4 separate regions of the Mus musculus genome follow, and regions 1, 2 and 3 are each linked to region 4. A link is a loop called in an ENCODE intact Hi-C map of the cell type or tissue named here. Cell type or tissue: heart. All regions are shown on one strand. Each heading gives the region's core, and the rest is flanking DNA. Links, peaks and the distances in the headings are about the cores only. Region 1 holds the start of Gm31408 (a long non-coding RNA gene). Region 2 has its middle 58 kb from the start of Barx2. Region 3 holds the start of Arhgap32 (Rho GTPase activating protein 32). Region 4 overlaps Arhgap32 (Rho GTPase activating protein 32).

Region 1 (7,509 bases), core at 2,250-6,249, 600 kb before region 4:
CCTGGTACCTGCCCGTAAAGAGTATCTGACCCCTTAGAAGGAAGTGACAGATGGTCGTGAGCTGCCATGTAGGTGCTGGGCATTGAACCCAGGTCCTCTGAAATAGCAGCCAGTGATTGTAACTGCTGAGCCATCTATCCAGCCACCTTCATGATGGGAGTTTTAGCTCTTTGGATCCCGTGGAGGTCTTGTGTGGGCAGCCACCTCTGCTGTGAGTTCATGTAGCAGCCATGCCATGTGCAGAGGCTAGCCTGTCTCAGCACTCCTCCTTAGCCTCCATCCTGCACTTTCTGCTCCCCTTTCCTGAAAGGGGATAGAGCTGATATTATTGTTCCATTTATGGCTGAGTACTAGCAATGTCATACCACATTGCACCAGTAGAACATCTTGTCTGGCAGGTCATTATTGGAGCGTGAAGGATCCAGTGCTGGGTAGTCACCTATGTGGGCTGCCATGTGGGTGTTGGGAATCAAACCCAGGTCCTCTGAAACAGCAACTGGGGCTTTTAGCTACAGAGCCATCCCTCCAACCCCAAGAAAATGCTCTTTAAACGACATAAAAAAAAACACCATTAATATTCCCAACAACCCACACCTTTATCTATCCCTTCCCTGCCTCTCCCCCCACTACCCTACTTCATACTCCTTCACTCACTACCCCTGCCCCAAGGCTTCCCTCCAACCTACGCTCACCTCCCAGCCTTTCTCCTCCTTCCGGGTTCCCTGCACCAACACTGAGTACATAGCTGAAACAGCTCAGGTCTTGGGTCCTCTAAACTCCTTCAACTCGGTCTCTCATGACTTCCTACCTGCCCCAAGCTCCTGAAAGACCCGGGTCTTATGTGTTTAGCCTGGAATATGTGTGAAAAATTAGGGAACTAGTAAAGAACTGGTGGGAGTACGTTCAGGGAGTAGGGATAGTAGACTACAGGATAGTAGACTACAGGTGAGGTTGCAGGAAGAGGGGGAGAATGTTGGAGACAGGAAGGCTCAAGCAGGTAGTGGTGTGATGGGGATCCAGGAACAGGGGGGTAGGGAAGGCTTAGCCAAATGAAGGGTTCATGAAGAAGCTACCTGGAAATCTGTCATTATTAAGTCAAGTTAGAAACGTAATAAAAGGCGATAGTGGATCACATGATATGAAAGACTAGGGGTGCAGAATACGGGGAGCTAGCCAGGCAGTGGTGGCACACGCCTTTAATCCCAGCACTTGGGAGGCAGAGGCAGGCGAATTTCTGAGTTCGAGGCCAGCCTGGTCTACAAAGTGAGTTCTAGGACAGCCAGGGCTATATGGAGAAACCCTGTCTCAAAAGTACCAAAAAAAAAAAAAAAAAAAAAAAAAACACCAAAAAACCAACCAAACAAACAAACAAAAAAACCCACCACCACCACCACCACCACCAAAAAAACAAAACCAAAACCAAAACCAAAACAAAAAACAACCAACCAACCAACCAAACCAAACCAAACCAAACCAAAACAGAAAAAGAAAAAAAAAAAAAAAGATGGCAGACAAGTGTAGGGAGTGGACGTGAGGGACGTGGTGATCTGGATTCCGTCTCATCAGGTGACCTCCTACTACTGTTAGCAGCTTCATAGGTGGTCACAGTATCACAGGTTCACTGTCTTTTATACCCTGTTCTCTTGCAGAGTCTCGAGCCTGTCTGAAGTCTGTAAGCAGTGTTTCTGGGACCCCTGGGGGAACATTTTTCATGCTGTGTGTCAGAATGCACAGCTCTTGGGCACCAGTGCTGTGTCACTCTATGGGTGTGTGGAGCCTCTGGCTCACTGAGGTTACAGTCTGCGAATGGAGTTCCCGGGAAGAGGTATGCCTGTCCTGGAAGGCCAGACAAGCTGAGGCTTCCATTCTGCCATGGGCTCTGCATGCAGTCAACTTGTATTTCTGTTTAAAGAGCTCTGGCAGAACATTCCCTGACTCCCCTAGCAAAGACACAGAGCGTATCACCAACATGCCATACCTGGAATTCCTGCATGGTATTCGGCCTCAATTTAAGCACAGATTCCTGTTTCATCTGAAGCCTGGCTGGCCCTCCTGGGAAAAGAGCTAGCCTATCTCTGGCCCTTGTCTATCTTACCTGCCTTTTGCCTCACTGCCAAGGCCTGTCCTTGCCAACCTGTAGTGCTAATTACTCTCTTATCAGATGGCTAAGAAGAGCCGTTTCTAGTTTCCTCCTTTTAGGAGCTATGCTTTTCAAGCTACACCGAAGACAAACACCATGTCTTGAAGTTCCAAGGCTAATAAGGGAAAAGCAACCCCATCTTCTTAGGCCATGGACCCTGCCCCAGATGCGCCAGCTCCCATTCCCAGAGAGCAGCTTATCTGCCCAGAATCCTCAGGTGTTTCTAGTTTGATTTCTATTGCTGTGACAAATACTATGGCCAAAAATAATAGGGAAGAAAGAATCTATTTGGCTTACACTTCCAGTTTATAGTTGGTCATTGAGGAAAGTTGGGGGAACCTGATAGAAGGCTCATTCACAGGCTGTGTTTCTGTTTCTTTAAAGAAAGATTAATTTGTTTGCATTGAGTGCATGTGTGTGTATGTGTGTTTATGTGTGTTTATATGTGTGTCTGTGTGTATATGTGTATATGTGTGTTTATATGTGTGTGTATGTGTGTTTATGTGTATGTGTGTTTGTATGTGTGTATATGTGTGTGTATGTGTGTATATGTGTGTTTATATGTGTGTGTATTTGTGTTTATATGTGTGTGTGTGTGACCACATAAGTGCCTGGTGACTGTAGAGGCCAGAAAAAGTCATCAGATCCCCTGAAGCTGGAGCTAAGGGCAGTTGTGAGATGTCCAGTAAGGGTCCTGGACACTAAACTCAGTCCTCTGTAAGAGTAGCAAGTAGCCTTAACCTCTGAGCCATGTCTTCAGTTCCTTAGTTAGCTGTCTTGTCACTCCCAGGGCCATCTGCCTAGGGGTGTAACTGTTTATAGTGGGCTGGGAATCCTGTATAAATTTGTAATTATGACAACCCCAGTCCCCAGATGTGCTCACAGGCCATTCTGATCTATGGAATTCCTCTATGGAGCCTTTCTTCTCAGATGAATTTAGCTTATGTCAAGCTGACAATCAAAGTGAATGAGGGCACCAGGAGTCAACCCCCTCTAGACTGGTGTGTTGAATAAAGATGCAGTATCGATACACCCAGAGAAACAGAAGCAGTAAAGCATCTATATGTACATGTTCAGTTGCCCCTTTGCTTCTGTGGCTCTGGAGTCAACAGACCATGGACCCGAAGTATTTGAAATAAATCATATTTGTATTGAACATGCACAGCCTGCTCTCCTTGCCGTTATCCTCTAAACGATTCAGTGTAAAAACTACTTAATAGCATTTACACTGTATTAGGTGTTGTATTACAGTACAAGACTATCTGATAGCATTCGCATTGCATTAGATAATTCAGAGATGAAGTTCATGGGAAGCAGGCACAGACCGCATGCAACCAACAGAAGGGACCTGAGCGTCTCTGGATTTGGGTAACCATATTGGTAGAGGGTCCTGGGACTAATTTCTCCTTCATATTGATGGATGGCTCTGTGTGGTTTGAGTGTGTGTGTGTGTCAAAATATTTTGAGAACTTGGCTTCCAAATTTGTCGGGGTGAGAGTCAGGGTGGACTCTAGGGAGGGCTGATCTTGCAGATGGAGTCTGGAGGCTACCCGGGAGGAGAATACTCTGCCTTGAGGCAGGACCTGCAGCTGTTCTTGCAGAAGACCAGGGTTCAGTTCCGCTCCCACATGGTAGCTCACAGCCATCCTTAACACCAGTCTCAGTACCGGTATCACACACCCTCCTCTGGCCTCTGCAGGCACCAGCCACACATACAGTGCCCATCCATACATGCAGCTAAGACGAGTCTCATGCACAGAAACCAAGAATAATTAACATATTATTATTATTATTATTATTATTATTATTAGATTGCAGAAGGTTCTGTAATGGCCTGTAGTCCTCACTAAGGGAAGGGTAACCATCCATAGCTTGTGCAGCAACTATATGACAGAAGTTTGTTTCAAGGCCTTGTGCCCAAGGGGCAGATCATCTTTTGGAGGAGGGTCGGACTCAATCATTCTACAGAGAGGAAAGGATACTTTTCAAAAAAAATACTTTACAGAGTTCTTGTTTTTCATTTGACAAACCCATGTCAGAAATAGTTCACAGCTTCAACAACACCCACTCCCCATTTCTGGGTGAATTTTTTGTTGTTGTAATTTAAAGCCTATTTATTATACCAACTTACTTTATAATATTTGATTTTATCTTATGTGTATTATTTTATTTAAGCTTTGGTTCAGTACTGTAAGTAAACACAAAACCTTCTTTACAGATAAAAAAAAAATCCCCAAAGTTTTGCCGTATTAACTTTCCTAAGCTCAAAAAGTTACGACCAGATTTCAGTCGTTTAACTTGAGAATCCACGTTTTGTTCGTGGCTACGCGAGGTTCGACGTTTATACCTCAGTATGAGACGGAACACACATTATTAAAGAGTTGCGTTTTATTTTCACCCTTGTTTTGTTTCACAGGTACTTAATGAAAGGGAGCAAATTGAATTTCGTTGGCAAGGCTGCAATATGTTATGAACTGTAGATGGTGCTGTTTACACACTTTTGTAATGGGAAACACCTCCTATGACCACCAGGGGGTGCTTGTTGCGCCGGAATAATTAGTTGCTACATCTTGAAGGACCAGGAAATGAAAGCCAGCATATTCCTTCCTCTGTACAGGCGCACACAGCTTCATCTCCCGGGACTCCAAACAGCTAGGTTCCTAAGCGCGTAGGTTTAGTCCACGAGGCACTTCTTACAGCCTGTGCTTGGCTCTCCTGCAGCAGCCAGTGGGAAGCGCAAGAGAGCCTTCATCCCTTCATTCCCTGGTCCTCTGAGGTATGTCTTTGATCCCACACACCCCAGTTCAAGATCATTTCACAATGGTATCATATCCTAGCTTCTTAGTCTTTTTCCATTCTCAGAGGTGAGAGAGGGTGCCAGACCTTGGAAAAGCAGGCATGAAGGGCGTTCCGAAGAAGCTAAGCACAATGAACAACGGGGGCGTCTCCACTCCACCCTGGGATTTGTCTGTCAGTGCAAGACTGCAGCTGAGATGCAGAGATGTAGCCTCTGAACACGCCATCCAGGGCTAGCATGAATTGCTCGCATTGTTTAGATAAACGTGGGATACAGTATGCTAAGCGAAGTAAATTAGCAACAGAAAGTCATAGCTTGCTTGAATCCACTTACCTCAGTGAGGTGTAGGCTGCACTGGCCTCAGTGGACGCTGGAAGCCTATGAAACGAAACGTAAAATTCAGGACATTTTCCCTAAAGCTGTCTTCCATCTGGGTCTGGGTGGAGATAGGCTGAGAGCATCCTCCTTTTTCAAGCCACTCTAGCTAGGAGCCAGGGAGTATGCAGGAGGCCCTCTATTTACCTCCATAGGTATGTGACCAGGAAGCTAATTTCCCAAGGGCAAGAGAAAAGAAGTGGGGGAAATTCTTCAAACAGGAATAGATGTGAACTGGGTCAGAGTAAGTCTGTTTGAATGCTAGAGAAGGATTGCTGAATGGAGAAGAGTCTACACAAGCGCTACCTTTTAAATAGGCTTATTGCAGTGTAACTGATATAAAAACTTGCACATAGTTCTGTGAGCTTGGACATTTGTTACATATGAACCATCTCTGCAGTCAAGGTAAATGCCACGTCCACCATCTCCCCAAGTTCCCTTATGCTTGTCATTTTTGTGTGTGTGATAAAAACACTAAGATGAGATCCACTCTTTTAACATGTTTTTGAGTGCACAGGACCATATCTTAAAACCTTAGGCATTACAGGTGGACAGATATCCAGCCCTTACCCATCTTCTGTAACTGTATACAACCTTACACTTGTTGGTAAGTCCCCACTTCCGTTTTCCAAAGGCTCCAGTGGCCACGATTTTATTTTCTGCTTTCACATGATGGACAGCCAGAGACACCTTCCATAAACCGAGTCCCATAGCCACTGTCCTCCATGGCTAAATCACATCGTATAGCAGACGTGTCACGCGTGATAGGATTTCTTTCCAGAATATACCTGTCCAGGTCTCTGCCCCTTTTGTAGAGAGATTGAAGAAGGGCAGGAAGGAGGAAAACGCAATAGTCACAGACTCGCTCTCTGACACCTTTTGAAGCATGTGTGGACCCTGACAACATCCTGGGCTATAGAGCCAGAAGAACAGAGTACTGGCAGGTAGCTTCAGTGCTCACTGGGGCTGCTTCTCAGTCATGGAGTGTGGGCAGGAAAGCCAACCCTGTAAGTTTGTTGAGAATACCTTACTGTACTGTACTATACTATACTATTCTGCTACAGAGTGGATATGGATATATACCTTCACTTCAAAGTCACATCTGTCCCATGCATCTGAAACTTATACTGTATGCACTTATTCTTCTGTCATCTGGCTAGATCTGCCTACAAATTCTCTTTTCCCCAAGGCTCGCTCACCTTAACATTTGTCTTTAGTACACAACTGAAGAGCAAAACCTAGCCCACAGCAGACACACCTCACTCCACGGGTATTTGCTGAGTGGGGTGGAGGGAGGATAAAAACGCACATCATTTCATATTTTTGAGCTGTATTGACATCTTATTAGAATAAAGCAATTGGTTTGACTCCTTTCTGTTTTACACACACACACACACACACACACACACACACACACACATGCACACACACGGTTGCTATTTAATAAAACCATCCCTCCTTTCCCTACCAGAAGTTCTACTGGCGTTGTGTGTTTCAAACACTCTTCGTCCCATCCTTCTTTTTCCCTCTTACTATTTTTGTCTGCCTTCTTCGTCTGGAGGCAGGGTTTAGTCATATGGTCCAGGCTTGTCTTGAACTCATGACCCCCCTGCATTACCTTCCCCAGTGCTGGGGTTATAGACACATCCCACCACACCTACCAACAGGTTGATTCTTGCAGAGTGGTGGATTCGGGTGACTTCGGTTGCATTTGTAGGTCTGAGATTCTGGTACCTCAAATATCTTCTTTTAAGTTAGCGCTGCAAAAAATGTCAAAACAAGCTTTCAGTGAGAAGGGACACAGACAGCGGGATACTTAACGTGGGGTGCTTAGCTTGCCTAGGTCACAGAGAGTTCTCTTGTCAAGTGGGTTCACAGCTTGCCTGGAGGTCCACCCCAACAAGCAATTCGAAAGCTCAGGCTTTCTGGTCTGGGGATATACTCCATGGGCACATGCACACTTCCTATCTGTCTCACACCTTTTTCCAATTCATGCAGTGGCAGAGGAAAACTTGTACTAACTTGTCAGTAACGGGGGTGGGTGGGGTGGGGGACACAGAGCTGAGCTCAGTGGCAGGCAGACTGTCCTCATGGTGGCTGGGCCATGAGAACAGACTTGGGTAGAGTGTCTTTCTTTTTGAAAGTAAGTGTCCGTGTTCTTCCCCTGAGATTTTTTGTCCCCATTACTTTTTACTCA
Region 2 (7,509 bases), core at 2,258-6,257, 190 kb before region 4:
ATATATTTTGGATATTAGTTGTTTGTCAGCTATAGGACTGGTGAAGATCTTTTCTCATTCTGTAGACATTTTGTCCTATTGATGGTGTCCTTTGCTTTACAGAAGCTTTTAAGTTTCATGAGGTCCCATTAATTAATTATTGCTCTTAGTGCCTGAGCTACTAATATTCTGCTCAATAAGTTGTCTCCTGTAACAATGTGTTCAAGGTAGTTCTCCACTTTCTCTTGTATTCAATTTAGTATACCTGGTTTTATGTTGAAGTTTTTGGTCCACCCGGACTTGAGTTTTGTGCAGGGTGATAAATATGGTTCTATTTGCATTCTTCCACATGCAGACATCCAGTTAGACCAGCACTATTTGTCAAAGATGTTTTCATTTTTTCCATTGTATGATTCTGCCTTCTTTGTCAAAAAGCAACTGTCTATTGGTGTATGGGTTTATTTCTAGGTCTTTGATTCTATTCCATTGATCTACCTGTCTGTTTTTATTCCAATACTAAGTGGTTCTTATTACTATTGCTCTGTCCTATAGCTTGAAATCAGGGATGGTGATACCTCCAGGAGGTTTGTTTGTTTGTTTGTTTGTTTGTTTGTTTGTTTTTGTACAAGATTGTTTTATATATTCTGGGTTTTTTGTTTGTTTCATAAAAAGTTAAGAATTACTCTTTAGAAGTCTGTAAAAAAATTGAATTTGGAGTTTTGATGTAAATTGTGCTGAACCTGTAGATTGCTTTTGGTAAGATGGCCATTTTTACTATGTTAATCCTACTTCAAATCCAAGATCTTTCCATCTTCTGGTAGCTTCCTCAATTTCTTTCTTCAGAGATTTGAAGTTCTTGTCACACAGGTCTTTAACTTGTTTGGTTAGAGTTACACCAAGATATTTTATACTATTTGTGGCTATTGTGAAGGGTGTTTTTTCCCCAATCTCTTTCTTGGCCCATTTATCATTTGTATAAAGGAAAGCTACTGATTTGTTTGAGTTAATTTTTTATCTGGCCACTTTGCTGAAGGTGTTTATCAGCTATAGTTCTCTGGTAGAATTTTTAGAGTCACTAATATATACTATCATATCATCCACACATAGTGATTACCGTGACTTCTTCCTTTCCAATCCGTATTCTTTAGTTGTCTTATTGCTCTAGCTAGAACTTCAAGTACTATATTGAATAGATAGGGAGAGAGTGGGCAGCCTTGTCTTGTCCCTGATTTTAGTGGGATTGCTTTAAGTTTCTCTCCATTTAATTTGATGTTGGCTATTAGCATGCTGTATATTGCTTTTATTGTGTTAAGGTATAGCCCTTGTATCCCTGATCTCTCCAAGACTTTTAACATGAAGGGGTGTGGGATTCTATTAAAGGCTTGTTCAGCAACTAAGGAGATGATCGTGTGTTTTGTTTGTTTGTTTGTTTATATGTTGGCTTACATTGATGGATTTTCATATATTGACCCATTTTTGGCATGAAGACTACTTGATCATGATGGATGATGCTTTTGATGTGTTTTGGGATTGAGTTTGTAAGTAGTCTGTTGAGTATTTTTGCATCAATGTTCATAAGGGAAATTGGTCTGAAGTTCTTTTTCTCTGTTGAGTCTTCGTGTGGTTTAGGTATCAGGGTGACTGTGGCCTCCTAGAATGAGTTTGGCAATGTTTCTTCTGTTTCTATTTTGTGGAATAATAAATAAATAAGATATTATTTCTTCTTTGAAAATTTGGAAGAAGTCTGAGCTAAAACCATCACGCCATTGCTCTCTTTCCTGGTGTGTTTAATCAAACATCACTTCAGTCCCACTTAGAAACTATTCCCTTCTGTCCGTGGGTCCATGTTGAGTTTTCATGTATAACTGATTTCCCTAAAGATCTTTCTTTTGGACCCAGGTTCAATTCCCAGCACCCAAATGTCAGCGCACAATTATCTGTAACTCCAACTCCAGGGGATCTGACACCCTCACACAGGCATATGTACAGGTAAAATATTGATGCACAATTAAATAAAAGTAAATAAAAAATAATCTGAGCCATCATGCAATTTCTTTCTGGCTTTCTGAGGTATTCAGTCAAACATCATCGCAATTCTACTCAGAAACAAAAACATTCTCCTTTGTCCATGGGCCCGTGGTGGTGCACACCTTTAATCCCAGCACTCGGGAGGTAGAGGCAGGCGGATCTCTTTGAGTTATACGCCAGCTTGATCTATAGAGCTGATTCCAGGGCAGCCAGAGCTGGAAAGGAGATAAGAAAGCTCCTATCTGGAAAAAATAAAAACAAAATAAAACAAAAATGGGTCTCTTTTATAGGTTTGCACTATAGATTTTTCAGATCATGAGAAATTTGACCTAATGAACTTCTCCATGAAAGTACTGGAGACTGAAGAGAGTACAGCAATTAAAAGTGCACGCTTCTCTCCCAAAGGACTCAAGTTCAGTGCCCAGAACCTACACCGGATGGTTCACAGCCATCTGGCCATCTGTGCTTCCAGATCAGTGGATCCAGTGCCCTCTTCTGGCTTCTACAGACACCTGAACACACACACACACACACACACACACACACACACAATTTTGTCAGGTATCCACCATAGAAAATCTTTATTAGCCAGCCGGTGACCACACTGGTGGTTCCAGACCCAAGTGCAGTCCAGAGCCTCTCTCAGGGTAAGCTTTTAAGCACAAAACCCATATCCTGAGTTGACAAACCTCACATAGCAAGAACAGTCAGAAGCCAAGCTACAGAAGTTGAAAGGCAAGGTTACTGCATTTAGAACTTTGATAGATTAGGTCTTTGTTCTTGTTCTTGCTTTTTGATTTTGTTTTGTTTTTGGCAGGTGTTGCTACCTACATGCTGGGTCCCACGGTGTGAGTAGTACTTCCATCCTGGTGTCACTTTTGATATGGCCTGGAGGTCTGTTACAAAATAAAAATAAATCTAAAACGATATGAAGAATTATAATACGATTCAACTTATTTACTTATTACTTTGTTGCTTCCTTGAGATAGAATCTTGCTGGATTTGCCTGGAGTTTTCTTTGTAGCTTATCCTGGCCTTGAACTCATGATCTTCTGTCTCAGTCTCTGGAGTGCTAGGATTGTAGGCATGTGCCATTATGGTCAGCTAAAAGTTATTTTTAAAGTATTAAAATGGGGCAGGCTGATTTCTGAGTTCAAGGCTAGCCTGGTATACAAAGTGAGTTCCAGGACAGCCAGGGGCTATACAGAGAAACCCTGTCTAGAAAAACAAAAACAAACAAAAAAAGTATTAAAATGGAATTAAACATTTGACCTAGTATAAAGGCTTATTTTCTTTTACCTAAAACTTGGGGGATATGTTTACTTTAGCATTTAAAGAGTCCCTGAAAATATTGTGGGATCCAGGAGCTGGGCCTTCTGAGTCCAACTTACTAAATTTGCCCTGGTCTTCCTGATTTTGTTTTCCTAATCCCAAGTCTTTTCACAACTGGTATTCAAGTTGCTTATTTTTAATGACCCTAAAAGTTGTTTTATAATCAAATGAAAGAGGAGTTCCAGAAGCAATTTATAAGCAGCTCTAACTGGGTGTAGTATATAGAGGTGGTATAGAGGATCTTTGTGAGTTCAAGGCCAGCCTGAGCCACAAAGAGAATTCCAGAAGGGCCAGAGTGACATAGAGAGACTGTCTCAAAAAAAGAGCAACAAGGAAAATACCAGAATCTAGACAAATAAGAGCAACCTTGGGATGAGGAAAAAAGTGTGTGCTGGGGGTGTGGAACTAGCTTTCCTTCATAGAAGGAAAGGGTAGCCAGTGGAGGATACCATTAATTTGGGAAGTAGAGAAAAACTGTGTCTTCCTCAGCATTTTACAGAGGTTCAAGCCTTGGTAGTGCTCTCCCCTTGGATCTGGACAGCTGTCAGAAAATCAATGGGGAGGAGGAACAAACATATGTCAAGACACAGGCAGCATCTAACTGCAAAAGCTGAGCCACAGGCCCAGCTCCACCAGATGGCAGTGCGTCAACAGGGAGCCTGGCTACGAGACTGGGGAACCCCAATTACATGACCCTGTGTGGGTGCAGGAGCAGGGAGACTGTTAGATTGCTGCTGATAATGTTTCGTGTCTCATGAGCTAATGAGGATTTGTTTTCTTAACAGCAAAGAATGCAATAGTGAGTCCATTACTATATTCTTTGTCCACAATAAAAACTATGACCGGGATGGGGAGTTATGACACAGGAATGAACCTGTAATAGGACAGGCATTGTATACCAATTAAATCACCAGCATTGTTATTGTCAATTATAAACATCACTGAACTGGCCTTCCAGATTGCCTGAGTGAGGCTGTAAATTGTACAGACAGTCCAGGCTAATAGTCATTCCAAGAATAGTCTCTGTGAAGATAAGAGGCTTGCTATGTCAAAGGTCATACTCACCAGCCACACAGTTTCCACCCCTCCCCCAGCAGCCAAGGACATGCAGAGAATGGCTGCACAGCCCATCAGCAGGCAGCCCTGTGCAGGCTGCCAAACAGCTACAGGAGCAGGAACCTTTGCTGTTAGAGCTCTGGTCTCACCCTGCTGGGGCTGCCATAGCAACCTGCTGCACACTCAGTGGCTCACGCAATGCAAACCGGCTCCTCACAGTTGAGGAGACAGTGTACGTTGGTGTGATCGGCTTCTGAGATCTCTCTTTGGCAGATGGAGACCATGTTTTCCCTTGGTTTTCACACGGGCCTCCTTCCGTGCTTATCAGTTCTGATTCCTCATCATGTGTGGCTATCGGACTGGGTTAAAACCTACTCTAATGACCTCATAACTCCAGATCTGCTCAGATCCCAGGGTGCCAGGGCTTAGGGCTTCAGCACATAAACTTTGGAGGGTCACAGCTAAGCCTGTGACAGTAACACTCAAACTCTTTCTCGGATGCTCCCTCTGACTGTGCGGGCAATGTACTAACACTAACCGAAGAAGCCACTTTCTAGATCTAGGAATCTCTGGCTATAAAACTAAAGGGGCCACTTACATAATCTCCATGGTCTCACTCTGTGATCACATAAGCCTGAATTGCAAGTGTTAATTTCGCAAAACAGAGAGTAGGGTTTCCAAACCAACCACAAAGGGGCAATTGTCTGTGTGCATGGAAATCATTGTGTGTCTGCTCACCCAAGTCTTCACCGAGTCACATCTGTAAAAATGACTTCAGTAGTTCAGGAAGGCCACACTCCGAATAAAACAGTAAGAATGTGTGTTGGGTAATTAATCTCTTGGGATTTGTAGAAAAAAAAATACACTTAAGGATCCCACAAGTCGTCAGTCTTCTGGAAGTTTCCCTGTTGTTTCCTCCTCTTTGTTTTCATAGATGCATTTATTTTATGTGTGTTTCGCTTACATATATCTGTGTACTACATGTGTGCCTGATGCCTGAAGAAGTCAGAAGAGGGCATTTGATCACCTGGAACTGGAATTACAGATAATTGTGTGTCACTACATGGGTACTGGAGATCAAACTGTGATCCTCTGCAAGAACAAGTACTCTCAGCCACTGAGCCATCTCTCTAGCACCCATCCATCTTATGCCATGAGTCCTTGCCTGTATCAGGATGGTATTCTGTCTTCAGGGATGAACTGCTCCTGTATCCCTCTGTCCTGTTGTTCTACAGGGCAGTCACCACCTTCATTGCTCAACTCAAAAGCTACCTCCTCCATAAAGCCGTCTTACCATAGCCAGAGAAACCTGCCTGCCCTCTTCTCTATCCATTAAACCTGATGCACACTTCTGTGGTAACAAATACAGACTGAGTGTCCCTTATCCAAAATGCTTTCAACTAGAATTGTTTCTGAGTTCTTGCACATTCTAGAAAAGGCACAAAGATAGAATGAGATATCTCAGGCATGAGGCGCGCATCTAAACCCAGAACCCATCTCTGCTTCTTACATAAGTGTTATGGCTTAAACAAGGAGTGTCCCAAACAGTTACACATTGAAGGTTTGCTCTCCAATATACCCATCCATGTGCAAAGGTATGGCTTTGAAGAAGTGATGAATCATGCGGGTTCTGACTTTTTAGAAAACCTGTTTATTTCACAATTTCATATGCATATAATGTATCTTATCATACTTCTCCAATTCTCCTCTCATCCATTTCCTTTTTCTCCCTCCAATAAGCACCATCCTGCTCTTATGTCTTTTTTGGGGGGTGCAGTAGATATTTCAAGACAGGGTTTCTCTTTCTCTATGTAGCCCTGGCTGTCCTGGAACTCTATGTGTAACCATTCTAGCCTCAAACTCAGAGACTCACCTGCCTCTGACTCCCTAGTATTGGGATTAAAAGCATGCACTACCACCATCTGGCTTCATATCTATTTGTATATGTATGTAGCCCACAATATATATGTGTGTGTGTGTGTATTGGTTTTTAGACCAGGCTGGCCTTGAACTCAGAAATCTGCCTGCCTCTGCCTCCCAAGTGTTGAGATTAAAGGCATGCGCCACCACTGCCCGACACCCACTGTATTTAATTAAGATTGCACCACTGAAGAATATGACTCCCTCTCTTTCAGTAACAATCTCAGTTACTTTTCTAATACTGTGAAGAGACACCATGATCGAGGCAATTTATAAAAGCAAGCAAGCATTTAAATTGGTGCTCATAGGTCCAGAGGGTTAGTCCATGGCCCTCATACTGGGAAGTTGGCAACAGGCACGGCACTGGAGCAGTAGCTAAGAGCTTACTTAGATCCACAAGCAAGAGAGGGAGGAAGAGACAGGCAGGCAGGCAGGCAGGCAGACGGACAGACAGATGCACAGAGACACACAGAGAGGGACAGAGAGAGATAGAAGGAAGGGGGCTACCTGGGAATGGCATGGGCTTTTGAAACCTCAAAGTCCACTCACAGAAAGAGTCCTCCTCCAACAAGGCCACAGCTTCCAATCCTCACCACACAGCTCCACCAACTGGGGAACCAAGCATTCAAACATAAGAGTCTGCGTGGACTATTCTCATTCAAACCAGCATAGCAACCTTTCTGTGCCTATAGCTTCTCATCAAGGTGTGGAACCTATGACCACCTTTTCCACTCACGATGGAGTGTCCATGAGCCCAGTCTTATGCAGGTAGACAGTGTTGCTCTAAGTTCATAGGTGCAATAGCCATATCATGTACATAGTATATTTCACAATACTCCCTTCCAACCTCCAGCTCTTATGTTCTTGATACTCCCCTTTCTATGACATTCCCTAACCTCAGAGGGGGTAGCATAGATGCCCTGTATCTTAGTTAAGGTTTTTATTGCTAGCATAAAACTCCTTGACCAAAAAGCAAGTTAGGGAAGAAAGGGTTTATTTGCCGTACACGTCTACTTTGTAGATCATCACTAAAGGAAGCCAGGACAGGAACTCAAACAGGGTAGGAACCTGGAGGCAGGAGCTGATGGAGAGGCCATAGAGGGGTGCTGCTTACTGGCTTGCTCACCAGAGCTTGCTCAGCCTGCTTTCTTATGTTGTGTATAAACTGAGGGTTTGGGCATCTGATGTATAAAG
Region 3 (7,509 bases), core at 1,252-5,251, 130 kb before region 4:
CACACACACAGACACACACACACACACACACACACACACACACGAGACAGAGAGATACACACACATACAGAGAGAGAGACAGAGACAGAGAGAGGGAGAGAAAGAAAGAGAGAGAGAGAGAGAGAGAGAGAGAGAGAGAGAGAGAGAGAGAAGCTGAACATCATGGTGGCACATACCTGTAAACCCAGGACTCAAGGAGCAGAAGGATAGCGAGTTCCAGGCTAGCCTGAGTTACATAATGAGTTTGCATTTGAGTTACACAGAGAGACCCTGTCTTTAAAAAATGTTCTGTTTCAGATACATCAATTTTGAACTATCCAAGCATAGATGTCTGGGAGTCAGCTGCATATATAAGTCTGGAGCTCTGGGAGAGGTCAGAGTCAATGCATGGAATTCTATTTAAAGCCTGAAGCTGGAGACTGCCCAGGATGGGAGTGTAGATAAAGAATAGGAAAAGCCCAAGGTCAGAGCTCTGAAGTCAACATTCAGACTACTAGAGGACAGAGGGATGACAAAGGACTTGAATGATTCAAAAGCAAACATGCAGACAGGTGCAGCTGGTGTCATGGTTTTAAAAAAGAAAGAAAAACCGCTTTGTGGGAGAAAAGTGATGGGTGAGAAGATGAAAAGCTTATCATTTCAAGTGCACCCAGATTTGTCAAACCCCAATGAAGAGGACACCGTAAGTCCTTAAAATGTCTCCCAATGGCTAGGAGAAATGCTTCAGTTAGCAAATCTTTTTGTTTGTTTGCTTGTTTTTCAAGATGGGTGTTCTTTGTGTATCTCTGGCTGTCCTGGAACTCCATCTATAGACCAGATTGACTTCAAACTCAGAGATCTGTTGGCCTCTGCCTTCCAAGGGCTGTGATTATAAAGGCGTGGGTCACCACGCTCAGAAGATAACAAGTGTTCAACAACAACAACAACAACAACCAAACTTCCTTTGTTGCTCTCCCCCTTTTAGAATGGGAATGTAATATGGAGCTGGTCTCTTGGTCAGAAAAATAAATACACAAAGCAATGTCATTTGTCAGCTTGGGAAAATTCTCTATTAAGCTTGGCCCACTCTTAACAACTTGCTTGTCTCAAGCCAGCTGTTGAGTATTCAGTTTTGGGATTTAAATAAGCTCCTTTCTCTCCTTCTCTACAACTCAAGGTTAGGCAAGTGTTACAGTCATCTGTGAGGCTGCTCTTTGGCTGGCTTTTCTTGTCTGCACTGTGACTCTGCTTCTCAGCCCTGAGAGGACTGCAATGCAACAGATCTGAGATGCAGGGAGGGAGCCCAGATGCCACCTCCTGGAAGATGACAGTGCCAAGGCTGAGCGAGGAGGCCAGCCTGAGGCATCCAACAGCTTGGGGTGGGGTGTGCATTCCTCTTTCCTTGTAAATACCGAAGCAAGTCACACATAGAAAGCAAATCCTATCACTTAGCTTTGTTTTATAGTTGGATAGACTTTTTCTTTTTCTTTTTTAATTCTTATTTTTAGGGAATGTTGCAATTTTTGTGATTTATAAATTTAGTCGCTGAGGATATCAGGAAGACCGAGGTACTTGATTACTGGAAGTATATAGAATACCAAGGTCAGATGTGAACAGAACTGCCCAGTGGTCAAGCCTTGGGTTAATACGCAGGCTTAGCACTGATAAGCACTGACACAGAGGTCATTCGGAGGATTCTTTCCAGCGGGAGGGAGCAAGGCTCGCAACAGACAAAGGAGGATCAGAATCCCTGGACTTGCCTGTACCTCTCAGAAACCCCGGAATCCATTCTTTCTTCAAACTAGATAAAATACAAATAAAAATATAGTTCCCAAAAGACTTAAGAGGATTTAAAACACTATATATACATATCTATCTATCTATCTATCTATCTATCTATCTATCTATCTATCTCCTAAACCCTACCTATCTCCTTTATCTATCACCGAAGCCTAACCCTGGATTCATCTAATCATCAAACAGTCAGTATTTCAGGGTTTTATGTAAGACTTTAGGACATGAAGGCTTTCTGACTGGAATGCAGATGGACTCCGGAGGATATGAGCTGAGAGTAGTCAATATACCATGCCCTTGGGCAAAACTGGCCTCCTGTGGTGACCCAGTTCTTCTTCCTCTCTTGACTGCCTCGGGTATCACAGGAGAGTCACATTTCATGCTCACCATTCCCCAGACCAACACAAGTTACTGGATTCATTCTTGTGCCTCGGGTAGACATTGCTCACTGGGACCCAAAGGGGAAGTTTGGATTTGGTAAAAAGAAAGAAAATTCAATTTCAGGTTTTCAGAGTTCCTTGTTTACCTTCTCTTCAAGAAGACCCCTAAGATCCTTCTTCCAGTAGAGGGCTGAGGTTCATCTACCAAACATGGCTTCTTGATGTTTCCCATCCTAGTCTGTGTCTCTGCCATTCACATTCCACAGCTTTCCTGGTTCTATGCTAGAAAACATGTAGGCTATTTACCCTAAAGTAACGTTGGTTCTACTGACACTGTCAGGAAAATGGAATTACCATACATGTTCATTACTGTACACTCTCTAATTTCTCCCCAGGATGTGGTAAAATCCTGGTTTGTGTGTGCCCTTGAAATTCAGCTAATTGCGGTCAAGGCCATGTTTTACATTCAATGACTCCCACTGAAATGACTAAATGCTGAGTGGACCCAATCACTGCAGTGACATTAGATGATGCAGTATTTGGCATTAATAGGCTTAAACATAAAAGCAAGTTACGTAGGTTAACTGCTCCCCTTGCCCCCAACATTTCGATATGGAACGAGTCAGAAGGACTAAAAGGTATATAGATTAAAAGGGGGAGAGGGGGATGATGGAAGCTGCGGTAGAGGAAAATCAGACTATCCAGCTATCTCTCCTGCATTTTGTCATTCTGATGGTCGTTGCAGGTGGAAGTGCTGTTCAGCCTTCGGAGGCGGAACAAAAGAACCATGGAAGAATCAAGGGCAATGGCATCCAGTCAGGGGATTCCTAGGGAGTCCCTCTGTATCCGTCTCTTACCACGCACCTTCAAGTTCCCTACTCTTTCACCCTTTCTTGCCCTTCTCCTCAGCTACACCACTTTGAATTTGCTGGTCCAGAACTCTGGATGAAGAAGCTAACTGAGGGAACTCTCAGGCACCCTGCCCCTCAATTCCAAAATATAAGCGGTGCGAGTTCATTCTAGCCTCCAAGCAAGCAGAGAGCACGGGCGGAGGATCTCCTGCCTAGCGGCAACGACCCCTTCCCTCCCGGGTGCAGGGACAGGATTGTAGGGTCAGCAGTGGGAGGAGAGAAGCCACTGCCGTAGTCTCGGACGATGCCTTTTCCTGCGGCGGCTCTGGAATCTTTGCCCCCCCACCAGGACACAGAGGCCGAGGGGAGGACAGCCAAAGTGCAAGCCCCAGGGCGGCCACTCGGCTCCCCTCTTCCTCTCCAAGTGGCCCCCAGCCGCGCCCCCCGCCGTGCACATGCTTTCCCGGGACAACAGCAGGCGAGGCCTCGATGCGCGCGAGGCGGCCGTGCGCGCGCTCCTTGCGCCCTCCTCGCGCGTGCTCGTGCCCGCGGCCGCGGTGGCGCGCCTCTTCTCCCGCTGCGGGCGTCGCGGGTGCAGAGGAGGCGGAGCGCTGGAGGCGGAGGCCAAGCGGGCGCGGACCAGCGGGGCGGGGGCGACCCGAGGCGTGCGGGCGAGGGGGCTCTGCAGCGCGCGGCGGCGGCGGCGGCGGCCCGGGGGTCGTGACGGCCGCGGAAGGGGAGCGCGCCGCTTGCCTGAGGTGCAGACCCAAGGCCGCGGCCCGCAGCCGGCGCCCCCGCGCCTGACGGGGCGGCGAGGCGGGATGAGGCGCTGGCGCGGGGGGCGCCCGGCCGAGCCCCCGCGGCGGCCCTGGGCGGCCCGGCGCTAGGCGCGGCGGCGGCGGACGAGGACGGCGGGCCCAGCCCGCGGAGGGCAGACACGGAGCGGAGAGCGGCGCGAAGCGACGCCGCGGCGGCGCGGCGGGGCCGCGGGGCTCGGTAAGGCGCGGGCGGGCGGGCGGGCTGGCCGGGGGCGCCGCTGACGTGGGCCGCGCGGCGGGCAGGGCTGCGGGGCCTCCTAGCTTGGCCGGCACCGGTGCTTCTGGGCGTGCACGTTGCGATAGGATGCTCTTGGGGGCATCTCGGGTCTCTCCCGCCTCCCGGGGCGACAGAACTGCGTGCCCGCCACCTCTCGCTAGCATCCCTCGGCGAACTGGGCGTTCCGACGGCCTCCGGGCCTGCTGCGACGCTTCCCGCCCGAGGCCGAGTCCGGCAACTGCGCCCCTCCACGGGGACCCGGCTGCTCCCGGAGGAACCCCGGCGCGGGTAGGGGCAGCGGAGCCAGCGGTCTCCGCTCCCTGGGACTCCAGTGGAGTTTCTCCTCTTATTCTAATTGGTTGAAGTTGCTGTTTCAGTTGGACATTAGTGATGACTTAGTGCCTCTCTCTTCCCCCTGGCTTCCCTCGTCACCTCCCGCGTACTGCGTTACCCATTTTGTTGACTAGAGTAAATATTTATGTTAAAGGTTTCGTGCCTGGCGTAGAGGACACTGGAGGGAGAAAATCAGACCTGATTTCTTAGCTTTAGTCTGGATCCTTTAGATCCTTACCTGCAGTTGAGACTTAGAGAAAGTGGTGGGAGGAGGAGGCCCATCTCGGGATGCTTGGGATGGTCTCCTAGTTATCCTTTAGGAAATAGAATTGGGATAATTATAATCTTGATCGTATGCAGAACTACAGTCAAGCTGTAAACTGCTCGAGGCACTGCATGATGCTACATGGATAGCTGGGCCGTGGCACTGTTGTCAGCATCTCTTTTATTTTCCATTCTTTCAGAGTTTTATTTGGCGCAGATTGAGACCTTTTAAGTGCATCTGAATGGGCAGAACTTTTCTGATACATTGGTTGCTTATGTAAACACTGCCATTATTTGTGTGTTTCTATTGGAAGAAGAAAAGGCAAACGGTGCTTGTCGTAACTGGCCCTTGAAGTCCACAAACTGCTTAGTTTGATTCAGTGACTGGGTTTGTGGGAATATTTTTGAGTAATGATGCTTGTGGTTGGTGAATGCATTTTTTTCATTATTGAATGAACTGACGTCTACATTTGTTCCTTGGCCTTGAGTGGGAAGGCATCAGGAGCAGCAGTTGCCACAGCACAGCCTCAAGAGTTCAACCCTCTTGCTGAATGTTCTTGTTCATCGGGTTGTTTGTAAAGATGAGGGATGCTGATGTGATGTGATTCCCATTAGCAGGGATGTCTGGAATCTGATTCATCCTAAAGATAGCTATGGTGGAGCTGCTCCTCAGGACCAGAAGTGAGGTTGGAACTGTGCTTAAGCCAGTTAATCCGTTCTTATCGTGCTCTGTGTGGCAGTCTCTGGAATAAAGCAGCACTTTGGACAGAGGCTTGTCCAGCTGGAGCTATGGTGGCAGCCTAGATTGCTTATGATCCTGCCCATGGAGATGGGGGCAGGGTGACACGGGGTGGGGGTGGGGGCAACAACGTATGTGGGACAGAGAGGAAGTGTTAGTTGGAGAACCGTGGTCAGTTATATAACAGTTTTGTTTCCGAGGGAGAGGCTAAGAACCAGCAAGGCAGGCTCAGCTGTCATTAGAGCCTTTGATGTCGGGTTGAGTTCCAGTAGTAGTTATGTTCCTTTTATTTCCCTTTCCCAACCCCACATTATTTTTCAGTCACCAGAAGCTTAGCCACAGTTGGGCTGAGACGTTAATGGCAACGAATTCGTTTCCACTTCTTTCTAATTCGTTGTTTCTTTTGCTTTTATATTGAAGATGTTTTTATTGTTGCCTTTTCCTCTTTGGGTGACTTTTTCCTTCATTTCTTAGGGCAAGGTCTTGGAGATTCTAGCTTGGCCTCAACGTTGATCTGTAGCAGTGGACAACCATCAAATTCTGATTCCACTTTCTGATTAATGTTTAGATCACTAGACCCCATTTATATGGTGCTTTGTGCATGCTAGGCCAGCACTGTACCATCTGAGCTCCATCTCCATCAGATGGGTTTTCCATCAGAATATTCTCTTTCTAAACTGACTGGGCATATTATCTGCATAGTATATATAGACTCACTGTTTCTTATAGATGAATTTAATAAATGTCAGGGACTAGCAGATGTTTTTCTTCATAAGACAGTAGCAAAAGAAAATGACTAAACATAGCATCTTTAAAGGCTAAGACTAGCATCCATGAGAATTTTAAGGGTTTAACCAATGAACATGTAATCTGGTATCCATGGAAGCAGTCAAGAGGCAAGTGGACTTGAAGATAGGCCATGGCTATAGTTCTGTTCTAGTTACTTTTCTGTTGCTGTGATAAAACATGACTCAAAATAAACTTGGAGAGGAAAGGGCTTCTTCCAGCTTATAGTCCAAAACTGAGGGAAGCCATCGCAGGAACAGGGTAGCAGGGACTGAAGAAGATAGTGGGAGGAATGCTGCTTGCTGCCTTGTTCCCCGTGGCTTGTCCTTCTTCTTATAACCAAACCAGGACTACATGCCTGGTGGTGGCATTGTTTGTAAGACATTACTTAGGAAAATGGCCTCACAGACATGCCCGTGGGGTAGCCGATAGAGGCACTCCTTCTTGCCAGGTGATTTTATGTCAATTTGGCAAAACAAAACTGACCAACACAATAGCATCCTACTTTCCTGGGGCACAATTGTCATTTCAGAATTTTTGTTTTTAAGAATATGAACTATGTGTGGGAAAGCGTGTACTGCCTTTATACAGTTGTGAAGGGTCAGGTGACAGAAAGCATGTGGCAATGCTTTGTGAAAGCTGTCATGAGGAAGAGAGCACTGTTAATACACACAGTGTTGAATACCATTCTTCCTCACCTGCTAAGGAGGCCTGCCACAGTGTTTTATTAATCTGACTTTTCTTGTTGTACAAGGAGTTGAACCCGGGGGATCCAATGCATGCTAGGCAAATAAACACTCTATCTTTGAGTTCCATCCCTAGCTTTTGAAAAATATTTTAAAAGTGATTTACACAATATAGATAAAGAACAGGAAGTGTTAGATTTCTTCTAGGTCTAAGCTCTTCTGATACATATTTTTGAGGAGAGTCTTATGCAAAAACTATCTTTGGACTTTTAAGAATTTTTTGTTATTCTCAGAAAAGTTAAGTGAGTTGAGACTTTGTTTTTGTTTGTTTTGTTTTGTTTTGTTTTGTTTTTTGAGACAGGGTTTCTCTGTGTAGCCCTGGCTGTCCTGGAGCTCACTTTGTAGATCAGGCTGGCCTCGAACTCAGAAATCTGCCTGCCTCTGCCCCCGAGTGCTGGGATTAAAGGTGTGCGCCACCACGCCTGGCTTGACTTTGGGTTTCTTTAGAGTATTCAAAGTATTCAAGAATTTTTTTTTTTGAGACAGGGAATATTCAAGAATTTTACAAGTAAGAGTATGTAAGCCATAAGGATATTACATATGTAAGATAGTGTGTTTGCCTAGCAGTTGAAGGCCCAGGGTTTGATCCCTAGCACTCTAAG
Region 4 (7,509 bases), core at 1,444-5,443:
AAAGTCCAAGTGCAAGTTTAAACACCTTCTGTTAACACTATATATATTGATGTGAATTTTTAAAATGTTTATAGAATATATGGTAAAATCTATAGATATAGCCATCTCAACAGCTAGCCATCTAGCTGTGTCATTTTTAAAACAAGTGTATTCTGCTGTCTGCACTGCCCTGAAACATGTTTTTGTACCTGAAGCTATGAAATGTTTGGGGGTAATTCGGCCATTCCTGTACTTGTGTAACTCCCTCTTTTCATAGCTCCGTGTGCGTCAGTTACTTTTCAGCTGTGATAGGGCACAGTGATCAAGGCAGCTTACAGAGGCGAGTGTTTAACTGGGGTGTGGTTTCAGAGGGTTCCAGCAGACATGGCAGCACGAACAGCTGACTTGAAACCTCAAAAGCCTGCAGCTAGTTACCTACTAACTCCATCAAGACCATAGCTCTTAAACTTACACAATCATCTCTAACTAACAGGTGGACAAGTAGTCGGACGTTTGAGTCTATGGGGGCTATTCTCATTCAGATAACTACAACATGCTATTTTACCTTATTTTTATAAAGCACTTACTTTTGTTTTATGTGGGTTTTGTCTACATGCATCTATATGCTCTGTGTGTGGGCTTGTGTTCACCAAGGTCAGAGGTGTTGGATCCCCTGGATCTGGAGTTAGAGATGTGTGTCACCTCATGGGTGCTGGTAACCTAGCAGTCCTTCGTAAGAGCAGCAGGTGTTCTTATCTACGTACCATCTCTCAGCCCCACTTAAAAAAATTGTACTATAATTTATTTAGCTACCTTCTTGTTAATAGATAATTCTGTTTTATTCATCTGACTGTGGATCATGGCATATATATGCTTAAAATATTGGTATTTATTTTCAAGGTTCTTTTAGGGGTGGTGTTGTTTTGTTTTGTTTTGTTTTGTTTTGTTTTGTTAGTGTAGTGATCTCCCTAATCTGCAGGGGATGCATCTTGAACCCTGTAGTGGTTGCCTATAATAGTATGGGTTTCTGTTATATACTGTCTTTTCCTAGGAAAAAAAGCTTGCTTAATTAATTAATTATTATTATTATTTGAGACAGGGTTTCTCTGTATAGTCTGGCTGTCCTCAAATTCACTCTGTAATTCACAAAGATCTGCCTATGTCTACCTCCATAGGATTAAAGGTGTGCACTACTACTGCCTAGTGAAAAGTTTAATTTAAAAATGAGGTGTAGTAAGAAGATAACAATAGTAAAATGTCAACAATAAATGATAATAAAATAAATAATTGCCGGGATATATTTAATAAAATTGCTAGTATCTACATTATGTTTTTGAGCCATTATTGCATGAAGTAAAGATTATTTAAGTATGAGTCCTACAGTACCATGGCAATTAATCTGATAATGGGAAGATGACTGAACAGCAAGTGGCTACACAGTGTTGAGTATGGTTCACAATGGATGGAGGGCAGGACAGCATGCTGTGTATCGCTCTTGTCAAGACTACACAGAGCTGAGAGCTCGAGCTGCTTATGTGTGTAACTTTCCAGTTAGTGACTTTGCACTTTGGAAGGCATGGGTGCCTGAAACTGCAGAATGCTAAACCACACGCAAGAGCGGGGTGAGTGTGTGTGTTAATCTATGCCCATTTGTAATGGGGGCAGTGGACTGTCCTGCCCAACATCCATAACAGCAGGCATTGTTAATCTTTTTGTGTTTTGTATACAGGACTGGTAAACTACAGTGATTCATTATTTTTCTTTAGCTAATGAATGACCTGCTTCACAGCTTGTCTCTCTCTGTCTATGCACTATATCTTAGAATACTTTATTTTCTTTTTATTATCATTCTTGTTTTTTCCCTGTCTTAACTGTGGTCGGGCACAGGACTAGACAAACCAACAAACTGTAGTCTGGAAATAGATACATGTGTATCTCTATTTTTATTGTTTAGTAAAGATTAACATTTTTGGATTCATGGGGCAAGATGAATTGATGATGGATTCTCCAGTGTTATGTTGATGCACAGGTCATCCATTTGGAAATTATTAAGCTTGGTTAGTGTCTTCCAAGGCTCTTCTACACTGTGTTCTGTTCCAGCTTAGAAAGGTGGATACTTTTAGAAAGGTGACTGAGGACCCGTGGGACTGAAGCTAAAATAGAGCCAGCATCTGAAACCAGGCCATCTGTACGGCACCCCTGAGAGCATTCCCTTGCTTCTTTCTTACTTTATACCTGATAAAATGGTTCTCAATCCTGTGTGTGTGTGTGTGTGTGTGTGTGTGTGTGTGTGTGTGTGAGAGAGAGAGAGAGAGAGAGAGAGAGAGAGAGAGAGAGAGAGAGAGAGAGAGAGAGAGAGCGCTCCTGTGAACCATGTGCTATATATGCTTTCCTGACCACTGGCCAGGTTGTTACTTAATCTTGGCTTTGCATTCTTTATCTTCACATGGGATTCCTTGATGCACCCTTGGTACTGGGTAATGGCAAGTGTTTCTTTTGCTAAGAAACTGTCTATGAACTGTGAGATCTGATTTAAAGAGCTGAGATGTGCAACTGTCTGTGAGCTGTGAGATCTGATTTAAAGAGCTGAGATGTGGCAGGATGCAGGGAAAAGGGCCATGATAGCAGAAGGCAGGCGGGAAGGCTATGCCACGTTGTGTTGTTTTAGTCTGCTTCCACCCAGTGCGAATAGCCATTTTACAAAATTAGTAAAAGTGCAGAGTTTCTTCTGTTTTAGAAATAGATTGTTCTGACGTCTTTACAGTCCTGCAACATGCTCTGTTATGTTACACGTGTTTTAAAAACAGAGTTCTTTTATCACTCCGCTAATATTTCATTGATTGCCTAAGCTGTTTTTTTTTTTTTTATTCTTGCTTCTTTTTAGTAAGTATCCTGGAGTAGTTGGCAGTAATTAGAGCTGTGCGTTGTTTGAAGGGTTCTTAAGTTTTTCTGTTGAAACCTTCCCAATAAAGGCTTTAATCTTATAATTATTATTTCAAGTTAACATTTAAGATTGCTCTGATTTGTTTTTGTCTTTTTAAAATGTTAGCTTTTATGTTTTATATTAAGGAAAGCACCTGTCTTGCCTTTTTAAATTTGTGAAATACTCTTAAAAATTAGGTCTAACCAGAGAGCCAGTTTTTAGTTTTCTTAATTTGTTATTTTTCAAAACATTAGTTTTAAAATATATTACTTATTTATTTTTTGATTGGTAAGTTTATTTTTTATTTTCTGCTTTTTCTGGACAAGAGTTGAGGAAAACATACTTACTAGTACTTACCTAACAAAAACTCTTGGCCATAAACCACTTTTTCCTCTATATTTTCCATTAATATTATGCTGGTGATGTCATATATCTTTTCTTGAAAGAAGTAAAGCTTCATAGGAATTGTTAACAATGCTTGTGCTTCCATCCAGTCAGTGTCTGGGTGTATTGTTGGGTATTTACCCAAAGTTGTGTTCCACCCACTGAGTGTTAATATGCACATTCAGTTTTTTGTATTTTTCTTTGACTAGTACTTTGGTGGCTACAAACTATGATTGTTGATGCACTAGTGTATTTTGTTTAGGAGAAACTAAAATATGAAAAGGAAAGATAATTGCTATCTCTTTTAGGCAATCTGGTGGCTCCTTAATCCTGGGAGGTCACCAAATTAGTGCTGAATTTAGTGCCAACACTGGCTGAGCATTGTATATCACAGCCCAGAACCCTCGGGCAACACAAGTGTGTACTATGCTGCTCCCAGCAACTTTTATTGCATTTTCCCAAATTGTAGTGTCTCATGAACAAAAATAATGATTTATCTAGATGTCAGAAAATAGTTTTGGGGAGAAGGGAAAAAGTCTCCTGTTGCATTTATAGAAGCAATGGATGGTACCTTATCAACCTGAAGCTGGCCTCCCTTCCTCTGTGCTCGATGTCACACCGCCACCTAGTGTCAGCATAGTGAATGGACTCTACCTGTCTTTTTACCCAAGGTTTAGGTATGCTGTTGAGTAACAATGCAAGGTACAGGTCAGATGTAGTCAGAAACATGGCATGGGAAAGTGTAAGTTTTAACACCTGTGTCCTGAGCTTTCTGGGAGGAGCCCTGTGCAGGCAACTAAGCAGTTCAGCTGGGACTCTCCTCACTAGAGAGGCAGGGGTGTGATCTAAGAACACTGAGGACTAATAGTACACTAGTACACTTTGGTTTTTTTTTTTTTTTTTTTTTTTTTTTTTTTTAAGCCTGGACTTGTATTTATTTTGAGACAAGATTTTATTCTGGAGCCTAGGTAGGTCTAGAACTTATAGTGTAGTCTGGGCTGACCACCTCTTCCTCCTGCTCCTCCTCCTCCATTGGACTCTTTCTACAAAATGCAGAGTAAAATGTTTTAGACTAACACACTGGCTCTGGACTCCCCTTCATTCCTTCTGGAGGGAATGAAATGCAGGGCCTCTCTTAACGTTGAGCTGCATCTATAGCCCTGGACTTTCATTTAAAAGAAGGTAATCTGAATACTTTATTTGACCTGTTTGCACATGGTCTCACTGGTTCTCCACAACACTTTCAGTAAAGGAATTTGAGGTAAGTGTTGCTTAAGAACTTAATTCTATGCTACAGTCATTCTGAAGGGTCCTTTATAACTAGAAAGCAGCAATCAAGTGCAACTTACACCTTAACAAAAGAGTCGGCCATAGTTTTCAAATGCCCTAGTTGAAAACTAAAACTACATGGGCAACATTGTTGCCTCGGTTATCTGAAGTAAATTCTGTAACATCCCTGGTCCTCAGTTTTCTCATTTGTTCAAGAAAAATGAAAACATCTATCCCAGTTATGTGTAGAATCGTGTGAGGAGTCAGTGAGGCGAGAGTCAAATAATAAACTAGATTACCTAGCACTCTCTGAAACATTTTAGATAGAAGTTCTTCTTCCTCCCTCCCTCCCTCCCTCCCTCCCTCCCTCCCTCCCTCCCTCCCTCCCTCCCTCCCTTCCTTCTGTGTGTGAATGGATGTGTACCATGCATATGCCCTGGCACATGAGGGACAGCAGAGGACACCTTGGGGGAGTTGGTTCCCTCTTTGCCCATATGGTTCCCGGAGATTGAATCCAGATTTGGTAGCAAGCGTCTTTACCTGCTTAGCCATCTCAGCGGCCAGCAATTCTATTTTGTAATGTGGTTTCTGAGACAGAGTCTTACAGTGCTGTCCAGGCTTGCCTAGATCCGTGCTGTCCTGGCTGGCCTTACTGCATGACCTTCCACTATAGGCATGCACTGCCATCCCTGTCTGGAGAGGCACCAGTGCTGAGGCATAAGTCTGGTGAAGTCTCACTTGCTTTGATGCCTGAGGGTGATGATGTCAGGACCGAGGTGGTAAGACTAACTTAACAGTGTGCTTTCTCCAGGGACTGTTCCTATCCCTAAACTAAGACAAACGGGAAATGCAGCTGTAATCTTATAGTCTTAAGTATATTCTGTAGTGATATTATGTCTGAGAGAAAAAAAATCCTTGTTGGATAATTGAAATGAACTCATACTGAGTTCTCAGTGCCACCGTCGTCCAAGATGTGGATTTCTAGCTGGGTATGAGTTTATCCTATTGGTATAAAAAGCCTTTGGATTATGAAAAATATATATTCTGGAGTCATAATTCATCATGAAACTTACCAAATTAGCTAAATATGCTTGAGACACAGTATTGTTGATTCTGAGGCTGTGGAAGGTGCAAGATATTACTCTATAAGCTACTATGTTGGCTTACCACAGTTACAGACTCAAGCCTGCACTCAAGCCTGCACTCAAAACAGCATCACAGACCAGGCTGTTTCTACCCACAGGGTGACTCACGCTGCTGCCTTGGGTGGTGGGATAGGAGAAACAAACATACCTTGTGTTTGGGATTTTGTAGCACAAGAGAGATACTTGCACTTGTGAAACTTGGAGTTAGTTTAGGATACGTATACTCCTACCCAACATTCCCTTTGCTGTGGTGGAGGGAGGGAGACAGACAGACAGACAGACATATTGAGAGAGATAATAAGAGAGTGACAGAGAGATAGACAGACAGAGCACGTGTGTGCTTGCTTGTTAACTCTAGAATCATTGCACCTTCTCTGAGGAAAAAGAAAGGAAGAGCTCTATTTGCAGACATCCTGGAATGTGAGCGCATGGCTCAGGGTGGGAGGCAAGGCTCTGTCTCAGGACAGTTTCACTACCCAGTCTTCCTTTGACCAGGTGCCAGTGCTCTTTGTTCAGAAAGCCCAGAGAACCCAAAGATGTGGAAGTTCTTACAAGGCATTGCTTCCTAACATGTATGTGCTCTGATGTGAGTCACAGTGGCCTTTGAGTGATTGTTGTTGTCATATGTTTGTTTGTTTTTACATCATCATACTGATCTGAGTGTGTTTGTAGTGTTTAGACATGAATGCATTAGTAGCTTCATCTATACCTGTCTGAGGAGACAGTGATCTGCTGACATTTTCTAGGTAGGTGCACTGAAGTGCATGCACATCTCCAGGCTTTCAGTAATAAATTACTGTGTTACTGATACTTGACCCATACACAGAATTACCGCTTATCTGCTTGTTAACGAAATATGATCCCATAGGTGTGTTTTTTTAAACCAGTGCTCTAAACTAAGTACTTGAGTTATTATTTTTAGTGTTAGGTATTAGGGGTTGAAGTATTATGTGGGTGGATCATTTAATAGTACATATCAGAACTTGTTCTCACATCTCTGCATCTCCTGTGGGCTGCTTCCATGAAAGGAGGCTTGTTTGCAGTCTGAACAACACAGATTCTGCCACCATATCCAACTGTAAGAGATGAATGAGAGGAGGACTCGGTGTGCTCTTGATTAGGCTTTGAGGAATGACTTGCTGTGGTGAGATGCTGTGTTTCCCTCTGCTTTATGCTGTTGCTTTCCACGCTTCCTGTTGAGAAAGGACTTTCTGAACACTTGAGGCTGCTGAATAGAGTTGTATTTTTAAAAATTTTCACAACACTAATGATGGTTGGTTTCCATGGTGACAAAAAAGTAAAGCGAACACAGGAAACATCATTCTGAAGATAGATTTGGAATGAATTTAGAAACATGAGCTTTGAAAGTTGTGCTGTTTCTAATAAGGACTGATATATTGCAGTTTTTTTTTTAATTTAAAAGGAGTGAAAATTATTTAAATTACTGAGTTTTGTTACCTTTTTCTGGATAAAATTATCTCATTATTTCATAGTGTGGTTTAGGTATTTCCAAAAACACATGAATTATTCAGACCTGATTGTAGGATGTCTTAAAAAGCATAGTTCACTTCCAGATAGCTTTCTTTAATACCTTGTATGGATACCTCGAGGGTATCTCTGTCAAAGAAAGAGAAAGAAGGAGGGAGGGAGGGAGGGAGGGAGGGAGGGAGGGAGGGAGGGAGGAAGGAAGGAAGGAAGGAAGGAAGGAAGGAAGGAATCTTTCCTCTGGGAAGGAAAGCAGTGGAGCAATAAGCACATGAGAAAGAAATGTATAAATGTATAGATATTTAGATGTCTCAGGTGGTCTCC

What was found. Hi-C counts contacts between places; a loop is a spot of excess contacts. Peaks named below come from ENCODE experiments on the same cell type or tissue, not always from the same donor. Only the 100,000 strongest peaks of a DNase experiment are listed, where the experiment ranks them.
Region 1: it touches region 4 in a loop (6-fold over the local background); 29 of 42 quality-filtered maps call a loop at or near these places.
Region 2: it touches region 4 in a loop (5-fold over the local background); 22 of 42 quality-filtered maps call a loop at or near these places.
Region 3: it touches region 4 in a loop (2.5-fold over the local background); 10 of 42 quality-filtered maps call a loop at or near these places.

What each region holds. Positions count from the first base shown.
Region 1 is chr9:31,554,994-31,562,502 of GRCm38, forward strand. It overlaps Gm31408 (a long non-coding RNA gene), which reads left to right and starts at 4,705. Exons shown (of 4, transcript XR_379214.3): 1 at 4,705-4,916. In heart, for the core only: a CTCF peak has its summit at 4,646 (motif pointing right); a DNase peak (open chromatin) is centred at 4,678; H3K4me3 peaks cover 489 bases; H3K27me3 peaks cover 905 bases.
Region 2 is chr9:31,967,986-31,975,494 of GRCm38, forward strand. No RefSeq gene overlaps it. Among named protein-coding and RNA genes, the nearest start is that of Barx2, 58 kb to the left of the region's middle. In heart, for the core only: no CTCF peak of the experiment used is centred there; DNase peaks (open chromatin) are centred at 3,996 and 4,456; H3K4me3 peaks cover 1,079 bases; H3K27ac peaks cover 2,495 bases.
Region 3 is chr9:32,028,733-32,036,241 of GRCm38, forward strand. Arhgap32 (Rho GTPase activating protein 32) reads left to right here and starts at 3,571. Exons shown (of 23, transcript NM_001370958.1): 1 at 3,571-4,000. In heart, for the core only: no CTCF peak of the experiment used is centred there; DNase peaks (open chromatin) are centred at 3,559 and 4,239; H3K4me3 peaks cover 2,711 bases; H3K27ac peaks cover 2,607 bases.
Region 4 is chr9:32,155,350-32,162,858 of GRCm38, forward strand. The region is part of intron 5 of Arhgap32 (Rho GTPase activating protein 32); the gene reads left to right. Among named protein-coding and RNA genes, the nearest start is that of Arhgap32, 130 kb to the left of the region's middle. In heart, for the core only: a CTCF peak has its summit at 3,915 (motif pointing left); no DNase peak of the experiment used is centred there.